Regions from separate parts of the Mus musculus genome. Here all the other regions are linked to region 2. A link is a loop called in an ENCODE intact Hi-C map of the cell type or tissue named here. Cell type or tissue: gastrocnemius. All regions are shown on one strand. Each heading gives the region's core, and the rest is flanking DNA. Links, peaks and the distances in the headings are about the cores only. Region 1 overlaps Nemp1 (nuclear envelope integral membrane protein 1). Region 2 overlaps Gm40805 (a long non-coding RNA gene). Region 3 overlaps Lrp1 (low density lipoprotein receptor-related protein 1).

Region 1 (10,854 bases), core at 3,289-8,288, 240 kb before region 2:
GAAGCTGAAGGAGCTAGAGCAGTTTAGTATCTGGAACTTTTTTTCTTCTTTTTTAAAAGAGAAATTGAATGACACCTATGTTAACGTGGGTCTGTACAGCACTAAAACCTGCCTCAAGGTTGAGATGATAGAGAAGGACACCACGTACAGTGTCACTGTGACCCGGAGTAAGTCTCACCTGCTTCTCTGGTGGGTTCTGTAGTGAGAGGGACGGACAGGCTTGGAGGGTACGATGAGTAAGACAGAGAAGTCTGCCCGGGACAGTTCCCTTTGGTTTGTGATTACAGTCTTGACTGTATCAGGGCCCTCAACAGCTTATGGCGACTCCACTTGACATAAGCGTCTGTAGCCCAGGATGACAAGTCTCATTTGGTAATTCAGTGCCTAGAACCGGGCAGGTCCTGAGCTGAATGGCGAGCCTGGAGTCAGTCAGACAGTCAGCATAGTCATGCTTTCTGCAGACTTCTTGACAAAGGTAGTTGCACTACTCCATGCAGGCCTGTGTTTGAAGACAGGAAAGCTAAACAGTATAAAATTGGTAGCTTGTAAAATAGTGCTTGTAGAATCATAATTAAAGATTGAGACCGCCAGGCATGATGGCGCATGCCTTTAATCCCAGCACTTGGGAGGCAGAGGCAGGAGGATTTCTGAGTTCGAGGCCAGCCTGGTCTACAGAGTGTTCCAGAACAGCCAGGGCTACACAGAGAAACCCTGTCTCGAAAAAACAAACAAATAAACAAACAAAAAACAAAACAAAACAAAACAAAACAAAACAAAACAAAAAAAGTAAAATAAAAAAAAAAAAAAAGATTGAGACCACTCTAAGCCTTATTTACTGGACCTGGGGGACTTTTTTTCTTATCTGAGGCCAACTGAGAATGCTTTAGAGGAGGTGGATCCCATCAAATCCTGACTTGGTTTCCCCTTCGTTTCTACTCAGGGCTCATGGCTGCAGGCTTTGCTGCAGAGAGATTGTGCCCTCCAGCGAGCTGTGCTGTAGCTGGCTCTGTGGCTATGGAGAGCGGGACTCTCTTTGGTGTGTCCTCCTGTCCATTTCTAGGCCTTCCTTGTACTTGGATTTGAATATGAAAGCCATGGGATACTCTGGCGAGCTACTAAGGGCTCGCCAGGGGTCTGCTTGGGCCTCCAGGTCCCGAGTGCTATATGTTTAGCAGGTAGACTTTTTTCAGCACAGTGCTTTATAGTGAAGCAAAGTAGGTATGGTTGAACAAGTAAAATGCTATGTGGAGGACACAAGGTCCATGTTTCAGGTCCCTGCCTGCAAGTGATTGAAGGCTCTGACACAAATGGCAGGGACCCCTTCTGAGCCACAGCATAAGGTGGTGATGGCATAGTGTGCAGCTAAATCCTCAGTAGAAGAAGCCAAAATAGGGCAAGCACAGACTAGACAGAAACCTGTTAATGGTTTTTCTTTGAAGGGTACCAGGATTTGTGTGGTATATCTACGCTGCCATTTAGTTGAGCTATTTGCTTTACTTTATAGTTGACCAGTAACAACAATGTCATCTTTTATAATACCTTTAATGTATTCTTTTATTAAGCAAATGTTTTATTTGTTTCAGGATTTGACCCCAAACTCTTCCTTGTTTTCCTCCTCGGACTGACACTGTTTTTTTGTGGAGACTTGTTGAGCAGGTAGGTATAGACTCGACAGAACTCTTGTTATAGGAATTGTAAGTGCTGCTGTTCTCTGCTCAGGATCCATGTTGGCCTGCTGGGGTATTTTTAAGATTTTTTATTATTTTGGACAATATAAATAAATATTTGTCATTTTGTTTGTTTGCTTGAGACAGAGTCTCAATGTACTGTAGGCCAAACTGGCTACAAACTCCATCTGCCTCTGCCTCCCAGGTGATGGCATTAAAGGTGTATGCCATCATATCCAGCTGTTTTTTAAGTTTATGTATGATCTGTGTGTGTGTCCCTGTGCATGTGCTGCCTGCAGAGGCCAGTAGAGGGCGTTGGACCCCCTGGGCCTTGAGTTAAGGAGTTGTGAGTTGTCCAACATGGGTGCTTGGGACAGAACTCAGATCCTCTGGAAGAGCAACAAGCACTCAAAACAGCTCAGCCACCTCTCTGGCTCTGCTTGAATGTATTAAAAATAAAATGACTTTCCCCTCTGATTTGAATAGGATTGTTGGTTAATGCATTTTCTCACTAGGCAGCTCCACCATTGTATTAATGAGTTACCTAGGACTATAAAGTTGACTCAAGTTAGCAGTAATATTATTGTAGATATTTATATAGTGAAATTGCTACCAAAGTACACTTGATGAGTTTCATGCTGTTTACATACAAGGAATCAAGCATCAATTCTTGTCCATTTCCTCCTTCTAGAAATGTGCTAGCTATGATAGGTAAAAGCGGCATGCACTAACAAAGGCCACTCCCTGGGAGGAGATGCTTACTTGACACTGCAGAAGCAGTCAAGAACCTGAGACAGTGAAGTCCTAGGTCCTATGGGGAAACCTACTTCAACTCTGCTAAAAAAAACTGTAGCAGTAAAATGACTCCTAGTGAGAGTAAACACCAACAACATAACAAAAAACCCCCAAAGAACAACAACAACAAAACAAACAAACAGAAAACCAACAAACAGCCCCCTCCCCCAAATCCATTTTGTATTGGCCAGCTACTCCGGCGTGAACCTGCCCTGGAGTGTGGTTTATGTGCCCAACAGAGAAGCTTCTTGAAGCACACGGTAGTTCACACAGAGACCCACACAGAACAGTCATCCCTAGGTGGGCTGTCTGAATCGAACCCCCCTGGCAAGGCTCAGGGATCTATGTAGAGAAGGAGGTGAGATTGTAAAAGCCATAGGTGGTGGATGACTTGGAGCTTCTACAAGGGTGATGGTTCACACCACCCTTCCCATGTATGTCAGGCCTGGCTTCACACCGTGCTTCCTCCTCCTTTCAGTCCTTCATTTTTGAACCCCTGAGCCTTGGAGGGGATGATGCATATACCCCATTTCTGGCTGGACATTCAAAAGTCATTTATTCTTGGTACTTTTGACCAGTCGTGAATCTCTGCAGTCATCACTGACCACTGCACAAGAATCCCAGAGAAGGTGATTTGATGGCACATTGGTTCCATTTAGCAAAAGTGCTGCAACAGCTCTCCCACGTGGGTCCACAAACTCCCCAGCCATGGGCTTTTGATGGTGTCAATAGCAGCAGATTAGAATTCTCTCCTGTGGAAAGGGCATCAAATCCAGCCCTAGCGTGGCTGGTTACTCCTAAAACAGCCTTCACTGTACTACTGCAAGTGTGCTCTTCTGTGTGTCAGTATCCTGCACATGGGGTCCATGAGTAAGACGTGCTAGAGCTCTCCTTTGGCATCCTGCGGAGCCCATGCTGGCTCTGTGAAGGCTGCCTAACAGGAAGGAATTTTGAGTCCAGTTTCAACTTGATTTTCTATACCCTGAGTCTATAGCAGACAGTGGATTTGGACAGAGATGGATAAAGGTGTGAGATTTAAAGAGGACCTCATCGACACTGACTGACCTTTGTAATCTATCAACTGCTGTGTCAGTCTACATTTCTGTAGTCTTCAGTACCAGGCAGCATCTCCTCTAATCTTGAAACTTTAGCTAGGGCACTTGTGATTTCACCAGTGTGTTGTGTGGCCTATGGCATTACATAGTCAAGTAAAATATTTTCTTTGCAGGAGTCAAATTTTCTACTATTCCACTGGGATGAGTGTGGGAATCGTGGCCTCTCTCTTAATCGTCATTTTTATGATCTCTAAGTTTATGCCCAAGGTAAGTAGTGAGATCCCTAAGTGTTGAGGGTGACCTTGGGTAGCTGGAGGGTTGGGTTGTCTTTTGGAGTAGTCTTTAGAGCACGGAACATTTGCGTTGTTGATGGCTGATGAGTCAGTGACTGTCCTGTTCTTTAATTCTGAAAAGCACTTGCAAGGTATATCTGAAGCCTGATTACATACAAATTCTATTGAAATCATGTCTCAGTGGGAACTGAAAGCCACTTTGTTTAGCTTTTCAGTTGTTTAGCATCTCATCATCTTGGTGTTCCTTGCAGACTGTACCTTTTTAGGTATAAAGCACATCTTTTTAAGAGATAAGTTTTTATGCATTTTGAGTAGGTTGAGTTGAAAGAAAAAACTGTCCCTTTGCTTCTTATGTAAAAGCCTTGTAACTTTTGCCTTCATCTCTGCTTTGTCTAGAGAAGCCCCATTTACGTCATCCTGGTAGGAGGCTGGTCCTTCTCTCTGTACCTCATTCAGCTAGTTTTTAAGAATTTACAGGAGATATGGAGGAGTTACTGGCATTATCTTCTAAGTAAGTGTTGTTGGTGTAGCTTTCCTGTGTGCGTGTTTATAGGCTGCTTGGTTGATTTGATTGTGAGAAGATGCTCCTTGCTGACAGGGAGTCAGTAGCTAATAGCATTTGATTAACTTGTAGAAATTATATTCTCTCCTCTCCTCTCCTCCCCTCCCCTCTCCCCTCTCTCCCCTCTCTCCCCTCTCTCCCCTCCCCTCTCCTCTCCTCCCCTCCCCTCTCCCCTCTCTCCCCTCTCTCCCCTCTCTCCCCTCCCCTCCCCTCCCCTCCCCTCCTCCCTCCCCCTCCCCCAAATGTGGTAGTACATACCATTCCAGCACTTGAGAGACAATGATGGGTGGATTTCTGTGAGTTTGAGGACAGCCAGGGCTACACAAAGAAACAGTCTCAAAAAACACCAACCACCACCACCAAAGATTTAGTTTTTAATTCTATGTGTGAGGGAGTGTGCACTTGACTGCAATGCCTGTAGCATCATCCACGGAGCTGGAGTTACAGGTAGTCATGAGATGCTCAAGTGCATGCTGGGAATGAATGTGGGTCCTCTCAAGAGCACTGAGCACTCTTAACCTATGAGCCACCTCTTCAACCCCTTGTTACTTGAGTAAATAAATTTGTGATAAAAGGATAAGAATAATACATATGCGTACATGAAGAACAGTGAGTGATACATGTATGTACATGAAGAACGGTGAGGAAAATATATTTTCCGAGAATTCAAAATAAGTGAATAATTGAGTGCAGATGTGTCTAATTTTCTGGTCCAGTAGATGCATCTGGTGAGCTTGTGCTGTTCTCCACCCAGTGTCTTATGATGCCTCTTCTCACAGGCTACATCCTCACAGTTGGATTCATGAGTTTTGCAGTGTGCTACAAATATGGGCCCCTGGAAAATGAACGAAGCATTAACCTGCTGACCTGGACGCTGCAGCTGCTGGGCCTGGGACTCATGTATTCCAGTATCCAGATCCCGCACGTTGCCTTTGCTCTCATCGTCATTGCACTGTGCACTAAGAACCTGGAATACCCTATCCACTGGCTGTGCAGCACCTACAGGTGACTAGCAGGCAGGGTGACTGTTGACATGTGGGGTATGGGATGCACTTGCAGCGAAAGGATGCTTAGTTTTTCCTTGGGAACCTCTGTAAGTGGGATGTCACCTGCTCCCACCCTTGTTCCTTTCTCTGTTGAGATAATACTTTTTTTCTTTTTTTATAATAAAAGCAACCAGTAAAGTGTCATGTGTTCCTGCTACCACTAGGTGGTGCAAATTATATCAGTGTTTGGTTTGTACATAGGCCTCAAGTTCAGGTTTCAGATCATGTCACGCTGACTGTCAAGTTGCTCTAAAACCTTAATTTTATTTGAGATGTAATTCATAGCATGGTATTCTTGGAAAAGTCAATATGGAGTGGCCCTGGATTCTGAAATGGCCATGGCTGCTCCATTGCAGGTAATCAAAACAGTACCTTCAGAGTGAGGACCTGAGGTCACAAACCACAACATTATAACATCATTTTGTTGTTTTCCCACTTATTGGAAAATAAATTATTTGTCATTTATTTGAAAATAAGTGAGTTTGACTACTCTGGCTTTTCACTCATGTTTGGCACGATAGTACACTGTAATGAAGGGTGTGTGTGGAAGAAAGCTGGGTGATGACTGTCGATGCTGAGTCTTATCTTAGTGTGGTTGTCTCCTGGGACAAGTGGACATAAGGATGGTGTGGATACTGATTAATGACTCATGGTGTTATTTTGGTGAGCACAGAAGGATGTGTAAGGCATCAGGAAAGCCTGTCCCCCCTCGCCTCCTGACAGAAGAAGAGTATCGGATACAAGGAGAGGTGGAGACCCAAAAGGCTTTACAGGAACTCCGAGAATTTTGTAACAGTCCGGAGTGCTCTGCCTGGAAGACCATATCTCGAATTCAGTCTCCAAAAAGGTAAACTCTGATAAGCCAGGTATTTCTGGGTAGTTAATGACCTCAAGTCTGACAGATGATGCTTCCAGATAACAGTGTTGTATTTTGCCCTTTGATTATTGCTCACCTAGGAGCAGTAGTCAAGAGAAAGTAGTAATCTATTTCTTGTTTCCCCAGGCAGCTACCTCACTGTTGGGGTTATATCACTAACTTGTGAAGACTTCAGTACCGTATTTAAGTGTGGCCCTTGTGTGTTTGACGTTAATGTCTGAGTCCCCACCCCCACCCCCACCCCCCTTTGGTTGGGAGCAGTTGTACCAAAGAGTATGTGAAGTTTCAGTTTGGAATCATGATAGCATAAAGTTTATAGGGCCATAAGTGCAGAGAACTGTAATGCTCAGTCTCTTCTTATCAGGTCTATGGTGACTCAGGGAACCTTAGCACTTCGTAACTACCCAGGACAAGGACAGCGTAGTTAGTGCCAAGCAGGACGAGAGTGCCCAGCATGTTGGCCTGGGATCCCAGCCTTGCCTCGTGCCTAGTTCTTGCTTCAGTCTATGCATCTGCCGAAGCAAGGGCAGGACTTTGTTAAATTCGGTATAATTTGAACTACAGGCACACTGAGCCTTTTAGTCTGTTCTTATTTTGAAAGCCGTTCAGGAAGGACAGACGTGCGCTTCCTCACAAACATCCCTCTCTTTTGCAGATTTGCTGACTTTGTGGAAGGTTCTTTCCACCTCACGCCAAATGAAGTTTCTGTTCACGAACAGGAGTATGGATTAGGGAGCATCTTTACCCAGGATGAGGAGCTGTCCTCAGAAGAGGAGGGCTCAGAGTACCCCACTTTCACACAGAACAATTTCTTGACTTAAATAGCAGTCTGTTGTTTTCATATAGACTGGCATGGTACCTTGGTGTGGCCACATTGTAAGTGCTGTGTGATTCTCCCAGGCTTTTATAAGAGCCTGGAGCGGGTGCAGGAGTTCTGCTGGAATGAGGGGCTGAGTGGGTTACCCTCTGGCAGTACTTTTGGTGTGTACCTCAGGCTGGTCCTCTTCGAGGAAAGAGTGGCGGAGGCACTGAGGGCTGCGGCAGCTCGCTTCTGACATTTGAGCACTTGGCCCACTTTGCGGTTCCTGAAGTCATTGTTTGCCCACAACAGTCTAGCTCCTGTTTAAAAGTTTGCTGAGTTCTGGCAACTCTGTCACTGTGACAGACCCTTAAAAATGAGTATTAAGTGCAGTAATGCATTCAAATGGAGGCTGCATCTTTTAAAGAGAATCTATAAGTCTGAGCCATTTTTTACTTCTGTCTGCTCTATTTCACTGGATCCTTATAATAATCCTGAATGATTTAAATATTGAAGAAAAAATAGATTGTTACCTATCTTGTTTTTTAAACAAATATATTTTTTTAAGTGCAAGAAAGTCATGTTCTTTACCCAATAAGTGCTCCAGAGTACAAACCCTACTGACCCCAGATATTTATTACCTGTGAAACCCCTGGAGCTGCTGCTGTTGAGCCTTGAATGCTCACAGTCTGATTTTTAGTTTGCTTGCATTTAGGAGAACGTCTGCTGCCCTTCTGTAGGTTTGGTTTCCTAAGCTTTTTATTATATTTGATATTGGCTTTTTTTCTTGCCGTTTCTCACCATTGACTTTTCCCACTCAGGAATGGTGTGTCCCCTTTCCTGTAGAGTGTGCACAGTTGAGAATTTGTCTCATTTGCCGCTGCCTTCTTCCTAACACTGAGGTTCTTCCATATCTCCTACTGTGTACCTCAGACTTGAGAGTCCCTGAGCATCTGGTATTTCTGTTTTGACTTTTCCTTCTGGGTTGGGGCCTGCTGCTGTACCTCAGGTTGATCCTTTCACCTTCGCCTTTACACTGCTAGAATTTTAAGCCTGTGCTGGTATACCAAGCTTCTTTTTTTCTTCTGTTTTGGTTTTCGAGACACATTTTCTCTGCATAGCCCTTGCTGTCGTAGAACTTGCTCTAGAGAGCACATTGGCCTGGAACTCACAGAGATGCCTCTGCCTCTGCCTCTGCCTCTGCCTCTGCCTCTGCCTCTGCCAAAGTATGTTACCACTGGCTGGCATGTCAAATTTCTTGTTTCTTATATATAAATGTTCCCCTTACCTTGATTCCTACATTATGGCTAGGCAGAGAAGTCTTATTTACACCCTTCTCCCCCCTAGTCAGATCACATACCTTCTGAGTTACTATAGTCAGGAAACTGTTCCAGGGCTGGGCATATAGCTCAGTGGTAGAATGCTTACTGGTTCAGCATGCAAGGCCCTGATTGGGTCGCTATCGCCACAACAAAATCAACCTTATCTCCTTGTTCCTTGTCTTCTTTTTATGTACTCATTCTATTCATTCAGCCTTCCTAACCACCAGCATGCTCCCAGATCTTATCATTTATAAGCCCTAAACAACCATCTGTTAAGTTTCTTTCTATGCAATTTTAGTTTTGTAACTGCCACGCTTTTCCACGGCAGAGAACAGACCTTCAGGTGTACTGCCTGCCTCTGGTGCCCATTCAGCTGTTAGCATCAGCTACATCCCCTGAGTTTACTCTACTTACTTACAGTTCCATTTCTGTAGAGACGCTGCCTCTGCAGTGATGTTAGCTTCCGAATCCCTTGCCTTTGCAGATCTCTTAGAAGCTGGCAGGATCATTTACGAGGGACAGACTCTCAAGTTTCTGCCGTTTGCTTGGTTCTTTCATTGTGATCTTCACCACTGCACTGGAGGAAGTGTGTAATGTGTGTAATTCCTTCAGCCAGGGAGGTCGGTGCTCACTCAGGAATACAGCATCAGACTCATTGTCTTAGGATCATCGAGGAGGAAGGTGGTATTTTCAGGAAGCTCTTAGGGCTTCTTCAGACCCGCTTTTAACATGTAATTTTGGAAGACCCTGGGCTTTACTGCTAGCATCCAAAATGTCAGCTGAGACACCTCTCCAGGTGGCCAGTTAGTTATTTCAACCAATGTTCCCCATAGCCTTAAATTGTCCTAAAGTGACAACTACCTCACTTGGTAGAAGGTGACAGAAAAATGAGCAGTATCTGAGCTGTGGTTAGAGCTGCAGGGTATAAGAAACTTTGTAACGGAACCTTTTTGTCTTTGTGAATTATAAATACAGTAAAATTTGTCTCTTTTCAAAGAACTTGAAGATCCTGAAGAGGTGGGAATGCACCTCAGAGGCAGTAAGTGCTTGTCCTGGGGGTGCAGGCTGGCCACCCCCCAAACAAAGCCCACCACTAACAACAAAAGCCTTCAGAAATTTATACCTAGTATATTTTACTGTAAACTCAGTTATACAATTTTTGTAGGTCTTGGGAGACCCTCATGCCTGTTTCCCCAAATCACTCCTTACGGATGGTAGCTTGCTAAAGGGGAGGAGGCTCTTGACTTCTTATTTTAATGAGAATTCACTGTAAGTGACTTTGCTCTTCTGTGGGTTGACTCACTGTGAAAGACAGATTTCTTTTCAAGGCCATTTTTTTTAAAACTGTATTTGAATTTGGGGCGAGCAAAGCAAGCTCATTTTCTTACCCCTGCCTGGTAGTTGGAGAAGTGAATGCTGAGAGAGCTGCTTCAGACAGTGAAGGACAGACGGTGCCTCTTTTGTATGCTGTGTATCCTTGGCCTGCCTGCCTGCCTGCCTGCCTGGGTGGCTCCGCTGGATGCTTCTGAGCCTCTGCGTGCCCAGACACTGCTTGAGTCAGCTCAGTCTCATCCCTCAGAATGAGCTCATCAAGGACCGAGGGAGAAGTGGAGTGAGCTGGACACTGGAGCCATGAGCGCTGTGTGCCAGCAATCATCGATCCAGAAGCTGGTTCCAGGAGTGGGGGTCTTGATGGTATTGGAAATGCATTGCTTCTAATGGGTCTGACCTGAGTTCATAAAACATGACTCCCGTTAATGGGAACATAAGAGGCAGCCGGCATACAACTTTACAGTTTTCCTTTCCTTATGAGAACATACTGATCAAAGCCAGGAAAAGTTTAGCAACTTTGATAACTTGGTTACCTTGAAATGAGAAAGAGCCAGTTCCCCACCCACATTCTTGTTTTCTCAGCAGAGGGTGGTTTTGTCTGAGATGGCTCTTTGGGTCCCACTGTTCCATTTTACCATATGACCGCCCATTCAAGGGCATAGCCCTCTGTGAATCAGTTGTGTTCTCTTTAGCCTACCCTACTTGGGTGATTGAGGTTTGGTGAATAAAAGGACCCAAATAGGCCAGAGAATTCCCCCAGGCCTTGATACCCGTGAAGAATTTGGACGGGTTACATAATTGTTGAAAGGTATGCTGAGATGGATCCCAGAGTTAAAATGGACCTTAGCTGTGCCCACAGCTCTTGTGGACTGAGTGGTACAAGTTGAAGTGTGCAGACAGGAAAATAATGCCTTCTAGTATTCCCATGGACTCGGGTCCAAGATGGGTGCCTGCATTTGCATGCTGAGAGGACAGGGGCAGGTGTACGGAGCTCTCCCCTTAGGCAGGCACTGAAACCAAGGGAGAAGCACACAGAGTAGCCTTGCACTTTACAAGTGTGTCTAAATGTTTGTGCTTGTAGTCTTATAGCAGAGAGTATTTCTTTG
Region 2 (10,854 bases), core at 3,283-8,282:
GGCCTTTTGGCTAAGATCAAGTGCAGAAGCAGAAGCAGAAGCAGAAGCAGCAGCAGCAGCAGCTGGGCATCATGGTGCATGCATGTCTGTAATCTCACCATCTGGGAGGATGAAGGAGAATCCTGAGCTTGGGGCCAGCCTGGCTGCGTAATGACACCATGTCCCAAATCAATAACAACTACAAAACCAAAAGACTTTCACAGCAAAGGATATGCTAAGGATGGAGCACAGCTGCAGCCCCCTGGAGACACTCAGCTATCCCTACTCGCAGCTGAGGGCAACCCCGCCCACAGTGTGTGAACGCCAGGTCTTTGAGGTCTTGCCAGGCCTGGACACTCGAGCTGACGAAGCAAACAGCCCCTTGGTTATTGCAAATTCTTTCTTATTTTACTTGGCATTTTCTTAGTCAGTGGATCAACCACATTTCTTTTATTTACTGATATTTCTCTTGTGTGATATTTCTCTTGTGTGATATTTGTCTTGTGTGGTTTTCTAATTGAGCAGTGGAGTTCCCTACTCCCAAAAAGTTGTTATGACTTTATTAACCATACTAACCATTATTCCTGCTTCATGTAAGGTCTGTCAGATGGTTCTGAGCCAGAAGGCTGAAGACAGCTGCTCCAACATTATAAGAAATATAGGGGACTGTCCAGGTACCAGCTGTCTCTGCAAATTGGTTAAGTTTTGGAAGCTATGTTTTTGTGCTTCCTATACATTCAGATAATATGTAATTCATTCTTGGATCTCTGATAGGGTTGAAGACTAGTTATAGTTTCATAATCAAACTTCAGTTGTTTTGTATTGAGGAAGATAATGTAGATTTGAAAGGACTGTTTCCAGATGGTAATCTAAGGTAAAATCAAAACATAATTCAGGTATAGAGTTGCAAACTCTCTAAGTTAGGACTGATGTTAGAATAATGTAGCTAAATTGACAAGATTGATGGAATGGACTTTATTATCTTGATACTTTCCAAACAGACTCTCCTCGGAGCTTCTTGCATAAGGCCTCCCAATCACTTGCTGTTGTATCTAGAGATATTGCTCACAATTGCAAAAATACCCAACAGTGACTCTACAAATACATTTTTGTAATTTAAAATGTCCTAGTTCCAGGGTAAAGGCAAAAAGAAAAAATTTATTTTATAAAACTTAGGCCTATACACTGGCTGCCATTATACAATTGGAAAGCGGCAGAAAAATTAAGACAGTGTTTAAATATTGCCCTGATGAGGCATGAATTGGATGTTGCCGGTTAGGTTTCGTACTGTTTGGCCTTCCGTATGCCAATGGGGGCCTTGATGGAAAAGCTTGGCCTCTCTAAGTGAAGACTTTGGCGGAAGGAAAGATTTAACTACAGTTCAGCTTTCACGCAGATGGGAATTTAGAGGTTTTTATTTATTTTCATTTTTTCCGTGTTGTGTGCATTCATCCATGTGGTGTATCGATATTCATGTGTAGTGTGTGTGTGTGACAGGCTTGTGGAGACCTGAGGGTGACATCTTGGATCAGAGTTCGCTGACACCAGCTAGTATAGCTTGCTATCTTGCCCCAGGGATCCCTTGTTTCCAACTTCCAAGTCCTGAATCACAGGCTTTGACACCCACACAGCATTTCTGTGAATTCTGGGAACGCCAAGATCTGAACTCTGATCATAATGTTTGTGTGGCAAGTGCTCTAACCACTGAGCCATCTCTCCAGTTCATTATTTATACGCTTATTCCTGTGTACATATGTGAGCGTATCTACACCATGGCAAGCCTGTGGAGGTCAGAGGACACTCCCTGGAATCATATTTCTTCTTAAGTTCCTTTTCTGATAAGCCGTCTCACCCGCCCTGTTTGGTTTTTTTTTGTTTAAGACAGGGTCATAAGCAATCCAGGTCCAGCTGGTACTCAGGATGTTTTGGCATTTTTAACTGTAGTTCTAGCTTTTTTAATTTAGCATATTTCTGGTTATTTGTCCTAGTTGGCTTTTTTTCTTTTCTTTTTTTCTTTTCTTTTGTAAAGAATCATTTATTTATTTTATGTATATGAATACACTATAGCTGTCTTCAGACACACCAGAAGAGGGCATCTGAGCCCATTACGATGGTTGCGAGCCACCATGTGGTTGCTGGGAATTGAACTCAGGACCTCTGGAAGAGCAGTCGATGCTCCTAACTGCTGAGCCATCTCTCAAGCCCCCCACTCCCCTGTTGACGTTCTGTAAGAAAAAAAAAAAAAAACACCCAGAGAGGAAAGGGTTTATCTCATCTTATTCCTTACAGTAGGTCATGAAGGGAGGTCAGGACAAGAACTCAAGGTAGAAACCTGAAGCAAGAGGCCATGGAGGAACACATTTTATTGGCTTGCTACTCAAGCTTGCTTGATCAGCGTGTTTTATTATACAGCCAGGGAGGACTGACTGTCCGGGAGGGGGACCACCCGCAGTGGCTCTCCCACTTCAATCATTAATCAAGTAAATACCCCCCAACACACAGACTTGCCTACAGGCCAATCCTGCGGGGACATTTTCTCAAGCGAGGTTACCTCTTCTCAACTGTTGTCTAACTTGTGTCAAGCTGACCAAAAAAACAAACAAATAAACAAAAAGAAAACAAACTAACACAGTCTTGATACCAGGCTTGGGGTCACCCTTTTGTTCACAAAGATGAAAGAAATGAAAAAATAGCATTTAAGCTGGGCGTGGTGGCGCACGCCTTTAATCCCAGCACTCGGGAGGCAGAGGCAGGCAGATTTCTGAGTTTGAGGCCAGCCTGGTCTACAAAGTGAGTTTCGGGACAGCCAGGGCTACACAGAGAAACCCTGTCTCAAAAAACAAACAAACAAACAAACAAAAAACAAAAAAACAAGCAAACAAAAAAAGAATAGCATTTAAATGGGAAATAAAATGTAATTTCAGCACTTTAAATGCAGAGGCAGAGGATCACAAGTTTGAGGATATCCTAGGCTATGGAGTGAATGAAAGGCCAGCCTGGGCCACACATTGAAACTCTGTTTCAAAAAGCCAAGATCTAACTCAACTAAAGCCCGTTTGCCTACCAGCTGTCTTAGGCGCATTCCTTTTGCTCTGAAGAGGCACCTTGACCAAGGTAACTTACAGAAGAAAGAGTTTATTGGGAAATTGCTTATGGTTTCAGAGAGTTGAGTCCATGATCATCGTGGAAGGGAACACGGTGGCGAGCAGGCACTGGAGCTGAGAATTTACCTGTGAAAACAACAATTAGCTCTAAAACGTACATAATTTGAGTCTTCTTTTCAGTTCTTCAAAGACAAGATCCTCTGTTTAGCCCAGTCTGACTTCAAACAAGCTTCCAGCATCCCTTTCCCAAGTGATGGGAACTCAGAAATGTACCACTATGCTCAGCTTATAACTTTTATTATTAGGATTATAAAATTGCAAGAAGTCAGTCATCTGGTGGTCACCCGGCAACTTCACTGCCCTCTACCTTCTTTACTCTGAAGCCATGACTAGGGTAACTCACGCAAAGTCAGGGCCTGTAATCACATGTGGCAAATATATACCAAGAATTAGACTTAATAGATGACTGATTTAGACTGTGTCTATTTCTTTTGGAAAGTATGTTACTGGCCTTGGCAGAGTTTCCCACTACTTCTGGAGTCACCGGGGCAAGCTCAATGGATACAATATCGGCTTGTTAATAAGAATTGAAAGTGGCCTGGAGAAATGGCTCATCGTGTAAAGAGTCTTGCTACTGGCAGCCAAGCTGGACAATCTGACTCAATTACCTGAACCCACATGGTGGAAGGAGAGATCTGACTTCCACAAGCCTCTACATGCACACCACGATACCCCTATTCTCCCAAATAAATGAATGTAGTTTCTAAGAATTAATGCAAAGATGTCTCAAGGCAATCAACAAATGTTGCTATTGCTTCTTTGTGGTAAATCTAACCTGTAACAATGAAAGGTCAGGACCGTGTCTCGTTCTGAGCACCTAACGCTGCAGTTGGGCATAATGCCCAGCGTGGGCTGATTGAGTTCAATTGAATCTTGAGCTGCAAAAGAAATGAGCTGGGTTAAGTACTGGACTGGGAGGAAACATTCTGAGCTGCAGTCTTACGAGCAATTATCTTCAGGGAGCGAGGTACTTGCTGTTCTTTTCTGCTTTATACTTCTGGCATTTTCCCCAAACCACGACTTCAAGGGCTGCAGCACAAGTTTGCTTCTAGAAAACGATGAGACCCTTCTCTCTCATTCTGTTTGGAAGTGTGGTTTTTACAGACACCATGAAGCCACACAGACATGCAAACACTGCTGCGTGTGTGCTGCGGTCCACCAATGGCGGACCACGTAGAGGCCGCGGTTCGTAAGATGACGTCACCTCAGACGTCACTGTGTCATGACCGTCTAAGTTTGTATAATACACTCCACGACTTTAGTACAAGGATGACAACCACTAGCACATTCTCTGAATGTGTTTCCATAATCAAGAAGCATGTGTCGTGGCTCTATAAAGACAATGAGGCAGCCCCGAGCAAGACCGACTTCCTTCCCTCTCCACTTCCCACTCCACACCGGGCTATGCTTTGACGCCTTCCAACTCACTATTTTAATTTACTGCCACATTTCCAAGCAATGTATTTGTGCGGTTTGTTTTTGATGTGGGTCTCATTTTCTATTGATTCTTCCTGTGGACTATGAGACTTCATCTGTTTCAGCGATCCACTCCTCCCCTTCCAAAGTATCAAGGTTAAAACTGAACAGAGAGATATGAAGCGTTACAGCATAAGGATTATGCAATCATTTCCAAGCTGTTTCGTTTCCCCTGGAGTTGATAACTGTTTTTATTTGCTTAGTTTTGGGTGTCCCTGTGACTTCCTGGCTTTGTTTATTGCTCTTCATGGACAAAACGCCATCATGCTGGGAACCAAATCAGAAAAGAAATAATTGTATCCTAGGATAAGCTCCAAGACCTGGAGGAAATGGAAGCTGGGTAAATTCGTGACATTAACAGAAATTAGAACAGTCTAATTCCTTGCCTTTGCTAACACTTTGACCTCAAAAAGTTAAAAGGAAGGGGCTGGAGATGGCTCAGCAGTTAGGAGCCTTCAATGCTCTTGCAGAGGACCTGGGTTCAGTTCCCAGAAACCACATAGCAGGAAAAAATAAAAAAATAAAAAATAAAAATTGTCTGCAACTCCAATTCCAGGGTCTCTGATGCCCTCTTCTGGTCTCTTCAGGCACTGCGTGAACAAACACAAACGGACCAAAAACAAAAAGCAAACAGAGAGAGAGAGAGAGAGAGAGAGAGAGAGAGAGAGAGAGAGAGAGAGAGAGAATGAATTGGTACATGCTACCACATGGATGGACCTTGAGGAGCTAAGTACAAAGGCCAAATATTATTTTAAATTTAACTCTCCCTAAGGATATTTGACTAGGAGTAGAGCATTGTTTGTGCAAGCTAAAGAAACTCCATTTTATACTAGGCAGCCATCTTGGTAGCCACTAGCCTTTTGTCTCTGACTGAAAATCCCTGAAAGATAAGTTCCTCATAACTCTGACTCAGTGACCCCCACCCAAAAATGTACAGCTGTGACTATCTACTTGCTATGATATATCTAGTTATATAATATATGATATATGGCACATGATGTATGACATATGACATGTATAACATGCTATATGATATATGATATCACGTGTAATATATAATACATATTATGTATAATATATAATGCATAGTAAATGAAATATAATAATAATATACAGTATGTAATAGGTAATGTATAATATATAATATAAAATGTATACTTATATGTACTGTATATAATATGTATGTGTTATATGCTATGTGTTATATTATGTATTGTATATTGTATGTTATATGTTGCTATATGTTATGTATGTATATATGTATTACATGCATTTAATATTATTATGTGTATATGTTTATATGTATTATATGTATGTGTATATTATATGTATTCTGTATTATATGTCATATAACATATTATATATTAATATTATATATATACATAATCTTCTATAAAGATACCAAAGATTGTTTTGAGTCACCTTAACTACTTAACTTGCCAGACAGGCCAATTTTTTTCTTGTTTTCATGGATATTGAAGGTCTTCTTGTGGTTTCACCTTTAAAGATTCTTCCCTCAACCCCCTTCTCACAGCAATCTCAAATTTGGCTCAGAGAGGATAGTTTGCCTGCATACACCTAGAATAAAATTAAATAAATCTTTTAAAATATTTTCTAAAATTTAACCAGAAGCATCCATTGGCCCAGGAAGATATCTCAACCGATTAAGCCCCTTGCCTCACAAACTCAAGGACATGAATTCAACCCAAAACCCACACAGAAGCACTAGGCACAGTAGCACATGTTTGTAATCTCAGTGCTGGGAAAGCAGAGGCAGGGGGATTCCTGGCCAGTCGGTCCTACCTCATTGGTGAGTCCCAGGCAAAAGAGAAAGGAACCTCATCTTAACATGGATGGACAGTGTTCCTGAGGATAACTCTCAAGATCGGTCTCTGGCCTCCACACACACGTTTGCTAATGTACCCATACCCATGTGAGCATGAACATACAGAGAGACATAGATAGACAGACAAAAGCAGACGTACACACATGCACACGCACATGCAAAGCACTTACTGCCTTTACAATGTCTATTCTCCCAAATCCAGGTATCTTCCAGGTCGAATATATTAAAGCTTAAGGGACAAGCTCCTAGGTTGGAATGTGGCCATTCAGTGGAAGGGAAAGGAAGATGTTGCAGGCAACCTCGCAGAATATAAGGAGGTTGCACTGACAATATGACGGTAATAACGAACAGAACCTCACTTCACTGAGCCAGGGGATCGTAGGACAGTCCAGTTGTCTGGAGTAAAACACAAGGAAGAATTCAAAAAGAGAATTAATGCCTCCTGTCAATCACTGCAAACCCCAGCTGCAGGAGAGGTTGAAGTTGAGCATTTGTATAACATCAGAGTGGAAAGTAGGAACAGGGAAAGCATGTGGGCAAGGTTGTTATTGTGTGACTAGAGGGATGGTCTCAGGATCTGCTGCTCTGATCCTGAGCTGACCCAGTAGAGATTGCATAAACAGAAAACCATTCACTTGAAGAGGAATAGTAAAATCGGTGGGAGAGCCGAGCGTTAGATCCAAGACATGGCACTAGGGTGCAGACCAGCATTCTGGCAAGGTTTAGCAGGGACAGATGGATTGAGGCCATAGGATGGAGTATGTCATCCAATGTCAGGAAGAGTTGGACAGACTGGTGTGGGAAGCCACATATGCCATTACAAGGTGGCGCTGGCTACCGCTGGCCATCACCCATAAGTTTGGGTAAACAACCAATGTGCGCATGTGCAGTAGAGTTTTTTTGCCGAGTCACTGCCTGGACCGAGGTATGTAAATGAGGTGCTGAATGCATGACCAATCGGGTGTAGATATGTAAATGAGGCATGTAAATGAGGTACTGGATGCATAGACCAATCGGGTGTGGACATGTAAATGAGGTACTGAAAGCATAACCAATCGGGTGTGAGACATGCCTCTCCTAGGCCTATATAAGCAGCGCCAGTTCTGGGGCTTGGGGTCTTTTCGCCTCTGCAATCAAGCTCTCCCAATAAATGTGTGCAGAAGGATCCTATTGTGGCATCTGTTTTGCTGGCGAATCAGACAGGCACATACTGGTATAAAACAAAAGACCAGGATGGTTGGTTTCCTGGGGTCCCTAAATACCACAGACAAACTTCAAAGAGCTCTGTGAGGTCAGTCAATGCTTGTGGAGGAGGGCCAGATTTCGGATACACCGATCCAGTCTCTAGACTGAATATGCAGAAATGTAGTAAACCTAGCACCATCACATGAAACCACCATTGAAGCCAGTGGAGCGCTATCTGCCTCTGGAACCTGGATAATGAGTCGGATCCCTGTACACAGAGACCTGGAGATAGTGCCTGTTTGTTTGTTTGTTTGTTTGTTTTATCAACTATAAACCCCTTTTCCAGAGAGGGAGACTGTGACTGTCACCACTGATAAACACTTCTCATTATGAGAAAGGAATGAGAATGGTTTTGATTGTGCAGTGGAAACCTGTGGCTTGTCCCAGAGGTAGGGATCACTTTGCTCTAGTCTGGAAGCTCAACAGAAGGAGAATTGGCTGGAGGCAGAGTCAGGCTCAGGCTCAGGCTCAGGCTCAGGCTCAGGCTCAGGCTCAGGCTCAGGGCCAGGGTCAGGATCAGGGTTAGGGTCAGGGTCAGGGTTAGGCTCAGGGTCAGGGTCAGGGTCAGGGTTTAGAGTTTAGGGTTTGGGTTAGGGTTAGGGTTAGGGAATGGATGAAGTTGGTTACGAAGCCATTTTCTCTGGCCTGCGCATGCTTTCTTTGCTTGGCTACTGTGCAAAGCTCACCCAGCCTTTCCAGGTCTCCCTGGTCAGACCCTGCAGCAGTCAGAGGTAATTTCCTCACAGCTTTTTGCAGTCTACCCCTGTCGGTGCCATGAGAGCAAACCCTTCCACTTTGGTATCAGCATTGGCTCCAGTAACAGACCTGGCTATGAGTTGCCATTCTCTCTGCACTGGGAAGCCCCCCTGGCCAGCTGCCACCTCCTAGGGCTCCAGCACCCTCCAGCCAGTGTCTTATCCTCGGTGGTCTGAGATCTGGGGGGGAGGGGTGGGAGTGTGTATCCTTGGAAGCACGGAGATTCAAATAACCTCAAGATGGAGAATTGGAGCTGCTTCCCACAGCTTCTACCTCCACCAAAGCCCAGGGCTGTTCTCTTATCTTTTCAATTCTCCCAATTAACCCGCTAGCAATAAACAAGCAATTTTTTACTTCTTTTATTTCTTAATTGTGTGCATGTGTGTGATGTGTGAGGCTGTGCTCATGTGACTATAGGTAACCCAGGAGGATGAGGGCATCAGTTACAACTGTAACTACAGGCAGTCGTGAGCTGCCTGGCATGGGCTCAGGAACTGATTTCTGGTCCTCTGAGAAAGCCATCTCCTCAGTCAAATTATTCTGTTTGCTTGCTCTTCCCCTGCCCCTATAGAGTCTTGCTGTGAATCCCAGACACCACCCACAGACCTAGATATGTACACACACACACACTGTATATGTATATATATATATGCATATATTATATATATATATCACATAAGTGCACACATAAGTGCACTATATATACATCTATATATTCATACATACACACATGTGCACACACATGAACACAATAAATATACATACATACATATACACATACATGCATGCAAGCACATACATACACATATACAATAATGTGCACTCATGCACACACCATATACATATTTTTCCTGTGCTAGAGACTGAACCACATATGCTAGGCAAGGGCTCTGACATGGATATGGTGAAGCAGTAATGTTTATTTTTAAGATAAATGATACTAGCATGGAAAATATATATGAGCTAGAAGAGGCTATTTTATAATTGTGTTAAACAAAAAAAAAAATGTTGACGGATAGAAATTACATAATTTAACAGGGAGAACAAAGTATGGTAAAAATGTCTCTCAAAGAGGACAGTAAATGTGAATGGTCACCTCTCCTATTGAAAGAAGTATTTCCAGTAATATTTTGAGTAGCTCCTGTAATTTTCTGTCTGCAAAATCCAAACTTAAGCCAGGTGAGGTGGCACATACCTGTTATGCCAGGACTCAGGCTGGAGGCAGAGAGATTGCCTACTGTGCACATCCTTTGAGCTTAAGGGTATTAACTATCAAGCCTAAGGGCCTGAGTTTGATCTCCAGGAACCCATAAGGTGGAAGGAAGGAGAGAACTGACTCCTGCACGTTGTCCTCTGACCTCTACACACAACACTCTACAATAAGAGCAAGCAAGCACACACACGTGCATACACACATAGGCACACACATATCACACATGTACACATGCACATGTGCACACACACACACACATAAAATATAAAATGAAAAAAGTTACAAGTTCAAGGCCAGGAGGATACATGGTAGGACCCTGTCACAAAAGAAAAAAAAATACAATAAAACAAAAAATGAAAAAAAAGAGAGAAAAATAAAAGGATAAATAAAAAAGGAGATATAAGATCATATCTGTATTGTGGTTAAGAAAATCAAGTATTATCACTGTATAAATCAAATTTCAGTATAAAGCTAAGAAGAAAACCGACTAGATCAGGGCCAAGAATGAAGCATGAGAAGTCAGGGTCAGCAAAGATATGGCACAATTACAGATTTCGGTGTTTGGCTATGAAACAGGTGCTTGCCAGGTGGTGGTGGCACACACCTTTGCTCCCAGCACTCAGGAGGCAGAGGCTGATGGCTCTCTAAGTTCAAGGTCAACCTGGTCTATAGAACAAGATGCAGGGCTACACAGAGAAACCCTGTCTCGAAAAAACAAAAACAGAAAAGGAAAGAAGGAGGGAGAGAGGGAGGGAGGGAGGGAGGGAGGGAGGGAGGGAGGGAGGGAGGGAGGGAGGAAGGAAGGAAGGAAGGAAGGAAACTGGTAGTTGTTAAATAGAATGCGTGTGCATGCATGTGTGCATGTGTGTTATGAGCATGCTTTCGTGTGTATGAGTGTTGTGTGCATGTGTGTGCATGTGTATGTGAGCATATGTGTATATACATGTGTGTTGTGGACATGCTTACATGTAAATGTGTGTGAGTGTTATGTGTGTACGTGTGTATGAGTATGTGCATGTGTGTGTGTGCATGCATGCATGAATGTGCAAGTGTGCATGTGTGTGCATGTGTGTGTAAATGTGTGTGTGTGTGTGTGTGTGTGTGTGTGTGTGTGTGTGTGTGTGTGTGTGTTTTACAGGCATGCTTGCATGCCCACAAGTGGCTATGATTGCCTG
Region 3 (10,854 bases), core at 2,058-7,057, 370 kb before region 2:
AATAAATCTTAAGCCTTCCGCTCCGGGAAGAAGTGGGGCTGGAGAGAGGAGGAGGAGGAGGAGGAAGAGGAAGATGAGGAGGAGGAGAAGAAAAACAAGAGGGAGAAAGGAGGAGGAGGAGAAGAAGAACAAGGAGGAGAAGGAGAAGAAAGAGGAGAAGAAGAAGAGGAGGAGGAAGGAAGGAGGGAGGAGGAGGAAGAAGGAAGGAGGGAGGAGGTGGAGGAGGAGGAGGAGAAGGAGGAAGAGGAGAAGAAAAACAAGAGGGAGAAAGGAGGAGGAGGAGAAGAAGAACAAGGAGGAGAAGGAGAAGAAAGAGGAGAAGAAGAAGAGGAGGAGGAAGGAAGGAGGGAGGAGGAGGAAGAAGGAAGGAGGGAGGAGGTGGAGGAGGAGGAGGAGAAGGAGGAAGAGGAGGAGGAAGGAAGGAGGGAGGAGGAGGAGGAGGAGGAGGAGGAGGAAGCGGCAGCAGCGGCAGCAGCAACAGCAGCAGCAAAGGGAAAACCTGAAGTGGTAAAAGGCAGTGCTGAGTGCTGAGACTCTTTCTGGTGACAGCTCTGTGGCTTTCACAGCTCTGGCAGGGCCACTGGCTGCCAGGCTCAGCTTTCATGTGCACACCCCTGAGACCCTGACTCCTGAGTTCAGGGTAAGAAGCTCGCTGGATCTGCTGACTCCCACTCAGGGAGAGTTGCACCTGGGCCCGTGTCTGCTGCCTGTGCTTGCATATCTTGGTGTGGAATGAAATCAGTGCAAGGAAGGAAGAGGCCTCCTTCTGGCTCCATGTAAAGGACAATGTGCAGGTTACCACAATGGCAGTGGATCCTGCCAGCCCCGTAGGTCAGTGGTCCTCAACCTTCCTGGTGCCTCAATCCTCTAATACAGTTAGTTCCTCGCGCTGTGGTGACCCTAACTGTACATTTTTCCCGTTGCTACTTCCTAACTGTAATTTTGCTGCTGTTGTTATGAATTATAATGTATTTCTGATATGGGAAACCCTGCCTTGGGGCCCACCCAGCATGTGGGTTTGGTTGGTGCCTGTGTGTCCACACACTGACAGTCCCCCATCGCCCCACTGTTTATTGGGAGGACTCGGGCTTGGCTTACTTTCCACGATGGTGGTCCTGCCCGAGCCATCGTCATTGATCTGCTGGATGTTCCCAAAGTGGATGTCACTGAAGAAGATGCGGTTAGGGGTCCCCGGGGAGGTGCCTGCTCGGTAGTCAAAGGCCAGGGCGATGACATTTTTCATGTGCTCGGGGTCTTCAAAGGGCTGCACCGGTGCGTTGAGGTTACGCTCATCCGACAGGTGGATGCTCTTGAGGATGGTCCGCTCTGAGTAGAGCAGGTAGCCAGCGTACTCTCGGCATGAGGCCCCGTCTTCTGCCAGCATCCCGTGGGCACAGGCACAGGCTCGCTGTCCGCCACCCCGATACAAGCAGAGCTGCTGGCACCCGCCGTTGGCTACCGCGCACACATTGGTACCTGGGGGCAGAGAGCATCGGAGGGTAGAACATCGGAAGGTAGAGCATCAGAAGGTAGTATGGTGTATAGCATAAAGAGAGGCTCTTTGGTCTCTCTGTCCTCGGATCAGTTGGAAATTTCAGCTGATCCCTGCTTAGCTATGGTATCTAATATCTTGATCTATCCCGCTCAGTCCTAACTCCCTGCCCCCAGCTCTTGTGAATCACTGGAAAGTGCCCTGGAGGCTCTGACTGATTTCCTGCCTTGTCCCTCTTCCTCCAAGGTTCAGCTGTCCTTGTTCACCTTTCTGGCCTGGCCCAGAGCCCAGCCTTACCCTTCTGCCTGTCCCTGTTGAAGACCTTGATGTCTTTAAGCTGAACACCAATGCCTGTCCTCAGAGGCACGGAGTCTGTAGCATTGTCTTTGCAGCCGCGCTTGATGGAGCCATTGGCGTGAGTTCTGGAGAAGGGAAAGCCGTGTGTAGGGTATGTCACTAAAAAGCCAGAAAGGAGAAACCCATGGGAGAAGCAGGACCCAGCCCCCCTCACCTGTCACTCCAGTAGATGAAGTCCTCAAACACGGACACGGAGAACATATCCATGTTATTGCTGGACAGGACCACCTCCCGGTTCTCGCCCGTTTCCAGGTCGATGCGCTCGATCTTGTCCATCCGAGCATCACACCAGTAGAGCTTGCCGCCCTGTGGACAGATGTACCCAGCTCACCTTGGGGCTAACTCCTGCTTTCCAGTAGGGATCGGCTCCATGTGTAACCACACTTACTGTGTGGACCACACACCCTCACTCTATACTTTTTAATTTATTTATTGTTACTGCCCTCATTTGCAGCATTAGAGACTAGTCCCAGGACCAAGCATGTTAGGCAAATATCATGTTAGCTTCTTATCTATGTATCTATGTATATCTATGTATCTCTATGTATCTATGTATATATCTATTTACCTACACCTATGTTTATTATCTAAAATCTATCTATCTATCTATCTATCTATCTATCTATCTATCTATCATCTATGCATCTATATATGTATCTATTTATCTATCACCTATCTATTTGTCATCTATCAATCTATCATCTACCTATTTATACATCTACCATATATCTATTATGTATCTATCATGTATCTATCTATCTATCTATCTATCTATCTATCTATCTATCTATCTATCTATCAATCTATGTATCTATGTATCTATCTATCTATGTATTTATCTTAAATTTTTGAGGTAAGATCTTACTGAATAGTCCAAGATGGCCTCAAACTTGAAGTAATCCTCCTGTCTCAGCCTCTTGAGTGTTAAGCATATGCTACCACACCCAGCTTTCTCATACTCTACTTCAGCATGACCACCCTCCATCGTCTTAGGGCAGATTACTATTCTCGGTGACAAATGGGTTAAAGGCTGCCACCACCCTCCCTGGTCCACGTCTAACCCTGATGGTTACCACAGGGAAACTGATAGGGAAAGGCTCAGAACTAGGGTTATCGCCTTCATCAGCTCCAGGGTGTATCCGTACCTGATAGTCTACTGAGATGCCATTGGGCCAGCTGATGCTGACATTAACCAACACCACTCTCTCTGTGCCATCAAGGCGAGACCGCTCAATACGTGGGTAATGACCCCACTCGGTCCAGAACAAGTACCTGTGGGTAGGGATGGAAGTGGGGGTGAGAGTCCATCCCACTTAGAAGCTGGGCCTTGTCAGACTATACTGTGGTCAAGAGATCTAAGCCAGCTTGCCTAGCTCCTTACCCCTTCTCTGGGTGGACAGTGATGGCCCGAGGCTTGTCCAGACCCTGGGAAATGACCACATAACGAAAAGAGCCATTGAGCCGGGCAACCTCGATGACATCGAAGCCCTGGTCCGTCCAGTATATGTTGCCTGAGGAGGGAGTCAGTCGGTGGGGTTCAGGGAGATTGGTAGGGAGCCTTGTACCTGGTCCCCTTCCATCCAAATCTTCCCTGTAGCTCCCATTGGCTTCTGCCCATACCTTCAGACTTTACGTCCCCATGGCCTGTGCCTTTCCCCCAAAGCCTATTTTCCTTCTACCATTCATTTCACCTGCGATCCAGTCCACCGCGATGCCCTCCACACGGCCAATACCGTTGGTCACCACATCCTCTCGCCATGTCTGGTCACGCTTGGCCCTGCTGATGGTGCTTAGGCCCATATCCACCCAATAAATAGTGTCATTTTCTGGAAGCAGAGGGGCAGACATGAGAATGCCCCTCAATGCAGAGGCAAGGCAAAGGGTCAAATCACGAGGAGGGTCAGGATAGCACCGAATGGGGGCTGTGGGTGCCGGGTGCTTTCTTGGAAGTGGGGAGGCAGCAGGAAGGAGTGAGGCAGCTGCTACAGTCAGTACAGGCAGCCCTTCTAGGACTTTAATGTGTCACTCCCATAAACTACTGGGGCATGCTGACTAATCCCCGGGACAATAGCTCACCGGCATGGAAGTCGATTCCGACAGCCAGTGAAGTTCCGGACACTGGGACCAGGGCATCCGACTTGTCATTGGGATCTAGTGGAATCCCCCGAATTCCCTCATGTACAGAGTACAGGAGAAAAGAGCCCACACCTGCAACACAAAAACACTTTAAGCATGAGCCTTGCTGACAAAGCTAGGTTCCTGTCACCCTCAAACTGCTTTTCTCAGCTTCCCCTTTGGCAGTTTCTTCTACCCATCTCCTGAACCTCTAAACGCTCACACCATGTGTGAGGCCCGGACCTTGGACAGGAGATGGCAACCTAACTGGCTTCTGAGAGCCCCAGCTCTGGGAGACCACCTGCAGAACCACTATTCACCACAAGAGGGCAGAAAGAGACTTACATTTCTTTCTCAGCACCCTGCCCCAGTCTTCCTTCCAAGGGCCTCAGGGGAGGTCGCAGCAGACAACCAGAGCAGCAAGACTCCAAAATCTAGATTCCCAGTTTGGCACTTGGTCTGACCTTAACTTTCTCATTGCCCTGCCTCTGCTCAGTTCCAAATCCTTTCCCAACATAAAGTTCTCAACATCCTGCTTGCCCCTGGGTCAGTCTTCTTTCCAGTTTTCCTGTTTTTGAGAAGGCACTGCTCTCTATGCATCCCAGAATCCTCCCTGACTCCCATCCCTTGAATACAATGTGTGCCCCAGTGAATCCCTCCATTAAGCCTTGGTTGCTTAAACTCTGTGAAAGAAGAGGAGGAAGAGGAGGAGGAAGAAGAGGAAAAAGAGGAAGAGGAGGAGGGGGGAGGAGGAGAAGAAGAAGGAGAAGGAGAAAGGAGAAGGAGAAGGAGAAGGAGAAAAAGAAGAAGAAGAAGAAGAAGAAGAAGAAGAAGAAGAAGAAGAAGAAGAAGAAGAAGAAGAAGAAGAAGAAGAAGAGACGACCACCACCACCACCACCACCACGTGCAGACACTAAAAGTCTCCCAAAATATGCTCAGTGTACTCAGGGTTCTGAGGAGCCAAACAGTAAAAACACAATGTTTACATGTTGCTCGGCCCAGGGTTCCTTTCTGTAACACCCACCCACATCAAAGCAGGAGGTTTCTGGCAGAGCACTTTGGGGAAAAGTGCTGTCCAAGGGCAAGCTTGTAAACCAGCAGGCTCTTGTGAAGTGCCTCCATGTCTCATCCCTTCCTTGCAAGCCAGTTGAGTAGCCAGGCCTCGGGCCTGCCTCCTCACGCACACACTCCTAATACTCTCCTAACTGGTCTGACTGCCTTGGTTCCTCCCTCCTCCATTCTGCAAGCCTTCTGCCCCTGGGTTAATCTCCAAACACCACTTTCTAGGCACTCCTGGCTGAGAACCCGCAGGTCCCCACCCTAGCTCAAAGCCTTATCACAGTCTTCCCACGCTGCCCTCGACAGGGCTCAGCGGCCCTGGAACTTGACTTCTCAGCTATATTTCTTGCCTCTTTTTTTTTTTTTTTTTTTTTTTTTTGATTTATTTATTTATTATATGTAAGTACACTGCAGCTGTCTTCAGACACTCCAGAAGAGTGCGTCAGATCTTGTTACAGATGGTTGTGAGCCACCATGTGGTTGCTGGGATTTGAACTCCGGACCTTCGGAAGAGCAGTCGGGTGCTCTTACCTACTGAGCCATCTCACCAGCCCTATTTCTTGCCTCTTATGTAGCATGAGTGTCTGTCTCCAAGGCGTGCACACATAGCTGGGATTTAAGTCAGGGCTCAGGGCATGTTAAGCACACCCTATTGTACCACCAACTTCTCTCTTCAAGGTACCAAGCATCAGATTCTACCCACTCTATAAACCCAGGGCACAGCACAGGGCACGCCTCTTCTGCCAAGCTGGCCTGCCTCTGTCAGCCGCCGGTGTCTATCTCACCAAAACCTACTGCAGGTCCTGAACAGTCACTAGCGCTTTGTGGTCCGGCTTCTCACTATGCTGGCCCCACTTTCTGGCTCCAGCTTTTGTCCGCAGTACCCAGAAAGGGGCACTGGATAAGCATTTAGCCCAGAAGCCTCCTGGTAACACACGATGAACACCATCTTTCTCAAACGCATAATGTAGCAATAGGGTAGAAGGGGTCAAGGCTGGACAGAGAGGAAATGCCGGGAACTGACCCTCACAGGCCTGCTGTCCGCTCCGGAGGCTGTAACCGGCTGTACACATACAGGAGCGAGTCGTCTCTGATGTTGGCAGGCAGAGCTGGGAACAGTCTCCGTTGTTGACACTGCAGGGGTTGGTGCCCTCATGCTCTGCGGGAGGACACAGGAGTGAAAAGAAAGGGTGAGCCTTGGTGGGGGACAGGCTTGGGCTGCTCAGAGAGGACAACAGTCACTGGATTCACCCTGGACCTGTCAGGGTCACACCCAACCCAATTCTTAGGTCTCATGTCTTCTTAGATCCCTGGACCTTCTGGCCAGACTGAGTCTACATTTCACACGAGTGGGGGTAAGGTAAAAAGCCCTCCCTCTATGCCCTCACCACCCCCCCCCCCCGTTCTGGAGGCTGCTCATGGTCACAGCCCTGCAGTCTCTCTGCCACCCCTCATCCCTCCCGCCGCAGACCCCCTCCACACACCACATTGTGCGCCCACTGCATACCTAGCTGGATGCTCTCGTCATACACCTTCATGTGCATAACCAACGTGGTACTGTTCCGCAGCACCACGGACCCAGAGCCATCGGCTTTGTTGCACGTGCCCATCTTCTCTGACACCTGATCTGCCCACCACAGCTTGTCCCCTGGGGCAACAGGAGGGAATAAGACTCTTGGGAAGGCTCTTTCCTAGTCCTCTTTTTCTTTTAAATATAGATTTTTTTTTTAAATTAAGATTTATTTATTATATGTAAGTACACTGTTGCTGTCTTCAGACACTCCAGAAGAGGTCATCGGATCTAATTGCAGATGGTTGTGAGCCACCATGTGGTTGCTGGGAATTGAACTCAGGACCTCTGGAAGAGCAGTCAGTGCTCTCAACCACTGAGCCATCTCTCTAGCCCCCCCAGCTCTCTTGCAGAAGTCATTAGGCTTGCAGGGGGTGGAAAGTGGCCTTCAGGATCTCCCCCATCACCTGTTCAGCTGTGCCTAGCCTGCTCTCCTTCCATCCCTCCTTCCACCCGAGCCCTCACCCATGATGGCCAGGGCAGTGGCCTTGCCCAGCTGGCTCCGCATGGTGTCGATGACCTCCAGCTCGCTCCCATCCAGATTGCAACGGTTGATTGTGTGGTTCCCAGAGCTGATCCAGTAGAGTTTGCTCTCAGGGAAGTCAATGGCCAACCCTGGAAGAAGAGTGGGTGTCAGAGCCATGGAGCCCTCCCTGAACCTTGTGGCTCTGGGACAAGGTATAGTGAGAGTAGGCACCAAGCTGGAAGCTGGAAGAGGCCTAAGGCACCAGAGAGACACTAGGAGCATCTCCTAATGGAGCTAGATGCCTGCAGGAGCAAGAAGGGCAAGTGCATACCCACAGGGCCCTTCTGGCCACTGAAGAGCAGAGTGTGGTTGCTCCCATCCATGTTGGCCATGCTGATGTTGTCCCCATCAGTCCAGTAGAGCTTGCTGGGAAAGGAACCAAGAATTGGGTAAGGGTCCTCCCCTCCCCTCCTCACACAGGTGCTCCCCAACCCTGGGCTGCAGACTGACCCACGAAGCGGGTGGACGACCAGGCCGTGGGGCTGCTCCAGGCCCTGCACCACCGCATTCTTGAAGGAGCCGTCCAGCCGGGCCACGTTAATCTGCTTCTTGTTGGTGTCGTAACTTGTCCAAAACAGATTTCGGGAGACCCAGTCCACAGCCAGCCCGTGGGCGTTGGGCAAGTCTGGGGGCACAAATAGGGAGTCCGTGGTTGGTATTTGCAGGGTATAGGCTGAGGAGAGTGTGCTACCTGGGGAGTGAGGGTCAAGAAGTAGGCTAGAGATAAGATTTGGAGAAGGAGTATCAGGACCACAGGGGATGTGACTGGTATGAGCCTTGGGGTGGAGGGCAGGGCCAGAACCTGCAGAGACAACGGTCTCCACGCCAGTGCCGTTGATAAATGCCCTTTTGATGGCTTGAGTCCGCACATCAGACCAGTAAACTCGCTGCTCTCGGGCATCATAGTCCAGCACCGTGACATTGTCGATATCAGGCACCGTGAAGGAGATGATATAATTGTAGTACGGGGCATCCAGGTCCACGCCCCGGATCTCCATCTGACGTGCGTACAGCAGGAACTTCTTAAACTCTGTGGGACGCAGGAAAGTCATTGAAGGCAGTCCCTCGCCTTCAAGTTTCTCACCTACCTAGGTTAGGTGTCTCCCCTGAATCCCCCTGCGTGCTGTTGGCCTTTTGCTACGATGATGGTCCTCAGCCTTCCTAACGCTGTGACCCTTCCTCATGCTGTAGCCTCCAGCCATAAAATTATTTTCATTGCTACTTCATAACTGTAGTTTTGCTATACTTATGAATAGTAAGATATCTGGTATGTGACCCCTGTGAAAGGGTCACTTGATACCCCCAAAGGGGTCGAGACCCACAGGTTGAGAACTGTGAAGAGACTGTGTCAGATCTTGGCAGTTGTGGCTCTTTCCTCCAGCGCTAGCAAGTTTTCAGAGCCCCTCCTTCCAGTCATTCCTTTGCTTAACAGCAGGGACCTCTCCTTCAGCCTCAGTTTACCCGTAACTGTTAGAGGAGGAGATGGCTTCCTACCATAGCAGGTGGTGTTGTCCTTGTGCAGCTTCATGAGGTGGGGACAGGCGCAGGAGACGGTCCGGTTGTAGTTGATGAGGCACAGATGGGAACAGGGGCCCCGGCCGCCATTGGCCTCACATGGGTTTGGAGCTGGCCCAGAGAGAGGAAGCAAGAGCATCCTGGGATGTGTTGATCCCTCCCTGGCCCTTCTCACCCAGGTCTCATCCCCTCCTCACACCCCATTATCCCAGCACCTCCCCCACGCCCATCCAAGGGCTGGTGGCTCCTCTTCAGTCGCCTGAAGGCCCCTTACCCATGGGCTGCCGGGAAGGGTGATACACCTGCAGGTCGAAGGGCTGGGTGTTGGTCCTCTGTACCACGGTGACGTTGTGGCCAGTCCACTTGTTGGCCTTAGCCAGTGTATTTGTTCGCCAGTCGGTCCAGTACACCTCCCCACCGTACAGTGTCACGGCAAATGGGTGTGACAGGAACTCGTGTCCCCGAAGCACCTCCATGTGGCCGGAGCCGTCATACCGGGCTGAATAGATGGCATCTGACCTGAGGGTGTAATGGAGGGGTCAGTGGGGGTCTCAGCAAGGTGCCCTGCCAGGTGCCCACCTTCCCTCATCCTCACAACTCAACACACCAGGGAACTCCCCTTCCCAAGTCCTGCCTGGGACTGAAGAGAGAAAGCAAGGTTGCATGGGTTGGGATCCTAGCCTTATGCCCTCCCCAAGGGAATCTTCTAGATTTCCTTCCCAGGGCTACAGTTGGCGTTTGGAGCTCCAGGGTGAGTTAGGAAAAGGCACCTTCTCTTTGCCCTGGGCAGGCAGAGCCCTCAGCAGAGGACACGGGGTATGAGAAGAGCGGAGGGTAGATGGATGACTGCAGGTTACAACCCTGCTCCTTCTCATCTGTCAGTTCCCCTCCCCCCATCCTCCTCTTGGCTTCATCTTTCTTCATGCTGGTCCTGTCCCTCCCCTGCCCGGATGCTGCTGACCTAGCATCAATCCAGAGGATGCGCTTCTCCAGGTAATCCACGGTGAGCCCGTTGGGCCAGCCCCCAGAGCCTGTCTCCCGGTGGATGGTTCGGCGGCCAGCCCCACTCATGGACGCAGCCTCGATTCGTGGCAGGCTGGCATCCCAGTCTGTCCAAAACAGAATCCTAGGGAGGGAGGGAGGAAGGGAGGAGGGCCAAAGATGGGGTGGTCACACAACAGATAAGCTGGGGGAGTCAACAGTACCAAGAAGACAGGTGTCCCTGGCCAGGCTGAACACAGAGCTACGGAGCGGGGGTGGGTAGGGGGTGGGGGTGGGGCAGAGTCCTTACCCATCCCGAGGGTCCAGAGCGATGGCCCTCGGGTGCTCAATGTCACCCGCCAGCAGAGTGGTTCGGAGGGTTCCGTCCAGCTTGGCCACTTCGATCTGGTCCAGGTTGCTCTCCACCCAGTAGATGTTGCCTGCAATCCAATCTACAGCCAGGCCCTCTGGTGTGGCCAAGCCATACTGAATCACCACCTCAAAGCTGGTCAGGGCTAGGAAGAGAAGGTTGCAGGTGGTTAGAGACTCCTGGGCCGGGGCTTGGCGAAGGCATGGATCTCAGGGTCCCTCAATGATCCACCTTCACCCTGACACCTCTGCCCAGAGAGCTGAAGGGCCTGGCTCCCACTCTCCTCTCCCAGGCCTCTTTCCTCCTGGGAGGTAGGTGGGAAAGGGGGCTCTTGGAGGAGGGGGTGAGGTCAGCCACTTTGAGTATGTACTGTTCTGAGGTGGGGTAACCTGGGCAAGGAGGTCAGGGCTGATGGAAGCTTCTGGGAACATGTTTGGACATACTATAAGGATGATGGAACGTGCTAGAAACTACCCATTGAATGTCCTGAAGACACTCTACACTAATGTGTCCGTGTGTCTTATTATTTTAGAAACTGTCATGTGACGACAGCTCAGTTTACGTAACTATTCTCCTGAGGACGGACATTTGAGATGTTTCCAAGTTTCTTTTATAATAAACAACACAAACTCCTCTATTAAAACATGTCTCTTGCTTGCCTCTGCTCAGGGACCCTCCCTGACACACAACTTAAAACTATCTGTCTTGATCACTGCTGTATCCAGCGCAATAGATGCTTAATACTGAGCCTGTGTAGCTCAGGCTACCCCGAGACAGAGGTGGTCCATCCCTACATGGCATTTTCCTTCTAAGCCCAAAATTCCAAGACTGGGGAACCAGGCTTCAGGCCGTTCCAAAGAAAGGGTGAT

Evidence for each region. A loop is a pair of places that touch in the nucleus more often than their neighbours do. Peaks named below come from ENCODE experiments on the same cell type or tissue, not always from the same donor. Only the 100,000 strongest peaks of a DNase experiment are listed, where the experiment ranks them.
Region 1: it touches region 2 in a loop (8-fold over the local background); 16 of 42 quality-filtered maps call a loop at or near these places.
Region 3: a loop joins it to region 2, with 6 times the contacts of the local background. A loop is called at or near these places in 8 of 42 quality-filtered maps.

Annotation. Positions count from the first base shown.
Region 1 is chr10:127,689,278-127,700,131 of GRCm38, forward strand. Nemp1 (nuclear envelope integral membrane protein 1) reads left to right here. Exons shown (of 9, transcript NM_001113211.1): 3 at 1-167; 4 at 1,584-1,656; 5 at 3,691-3,784; 6 at 4,207-4,321; 7 at 5,152-5,377; 8 at 6,092-6,265; 9 at 6,951-10,854. The coding sequence ends at 7,116. Among named protein-coding and RNA genes, the nearest start is that of Myo1a, 11 kb to the right of the region's middle. In gastrocnemius, for the core only: a CTCF peak has its summit at 5,575 (motif pointing right); no DNase peak of the experiment used is centred there.
Region 2 is chr10:127,932,443-127,943,296 of GRCm38, forward strand. It overlaps Gm40805 (a long non-coding RNA gene), which reads right to left. Exons shown (of 5, transcript XR_872186.1): 2 at 6,636-6,861; 3 at 6,042-6,197; 4 at 3,919-4,021; 5 at 3,099-3,209. Among named protein-coding and RNA genes, the nearest start is that of Gm40804, 13 kb to the left of the region's middle. In gastrocnemius, for the core only: a CTCF peak has its summit at 5,189 (motif pointing left); a DNase peak (open chromatin) is centred at 5,195; H3K4me3 peaks cover 415 bases; H3K27ac peaks cover 381 bases.
Region 3 is chr10:127,565,359-127,576,212 of GRCm38, forward strand. It overlaps Lrp1 (low density lipoprotein receptor-related protein 1), which reads right to left. Exons shown (of 89, transcript NM_008512.2): 25 at 9,926-10,130; 26 at 9,596-9,760; 27 at 8,909-9,153; 28 at 8,614-8,745; 29 at 7,922-8,149; 30 at 7,570-7,744; 31 at 7,391-7,485; 32 at 7,059-7,208; 33 at 6,531-6,671; 34 at 6,048-6,182; 35 at 3,926-4,057; 36 at 3,541-3,675; 37 at 3,231-3,360; 38 at 2,995-3,121; 3 more. Among named protein-coding and RNA genes, the nearest start is that of Gm16217, 25 kb to the right of the region's middle. In gastrocnemius, for the core only: a CTCF peak has its summit at 4,275 (motif pointing right); a DNase peak (open chromatin) is centred at 4,291; H3K27ac peaks cover 775 bases.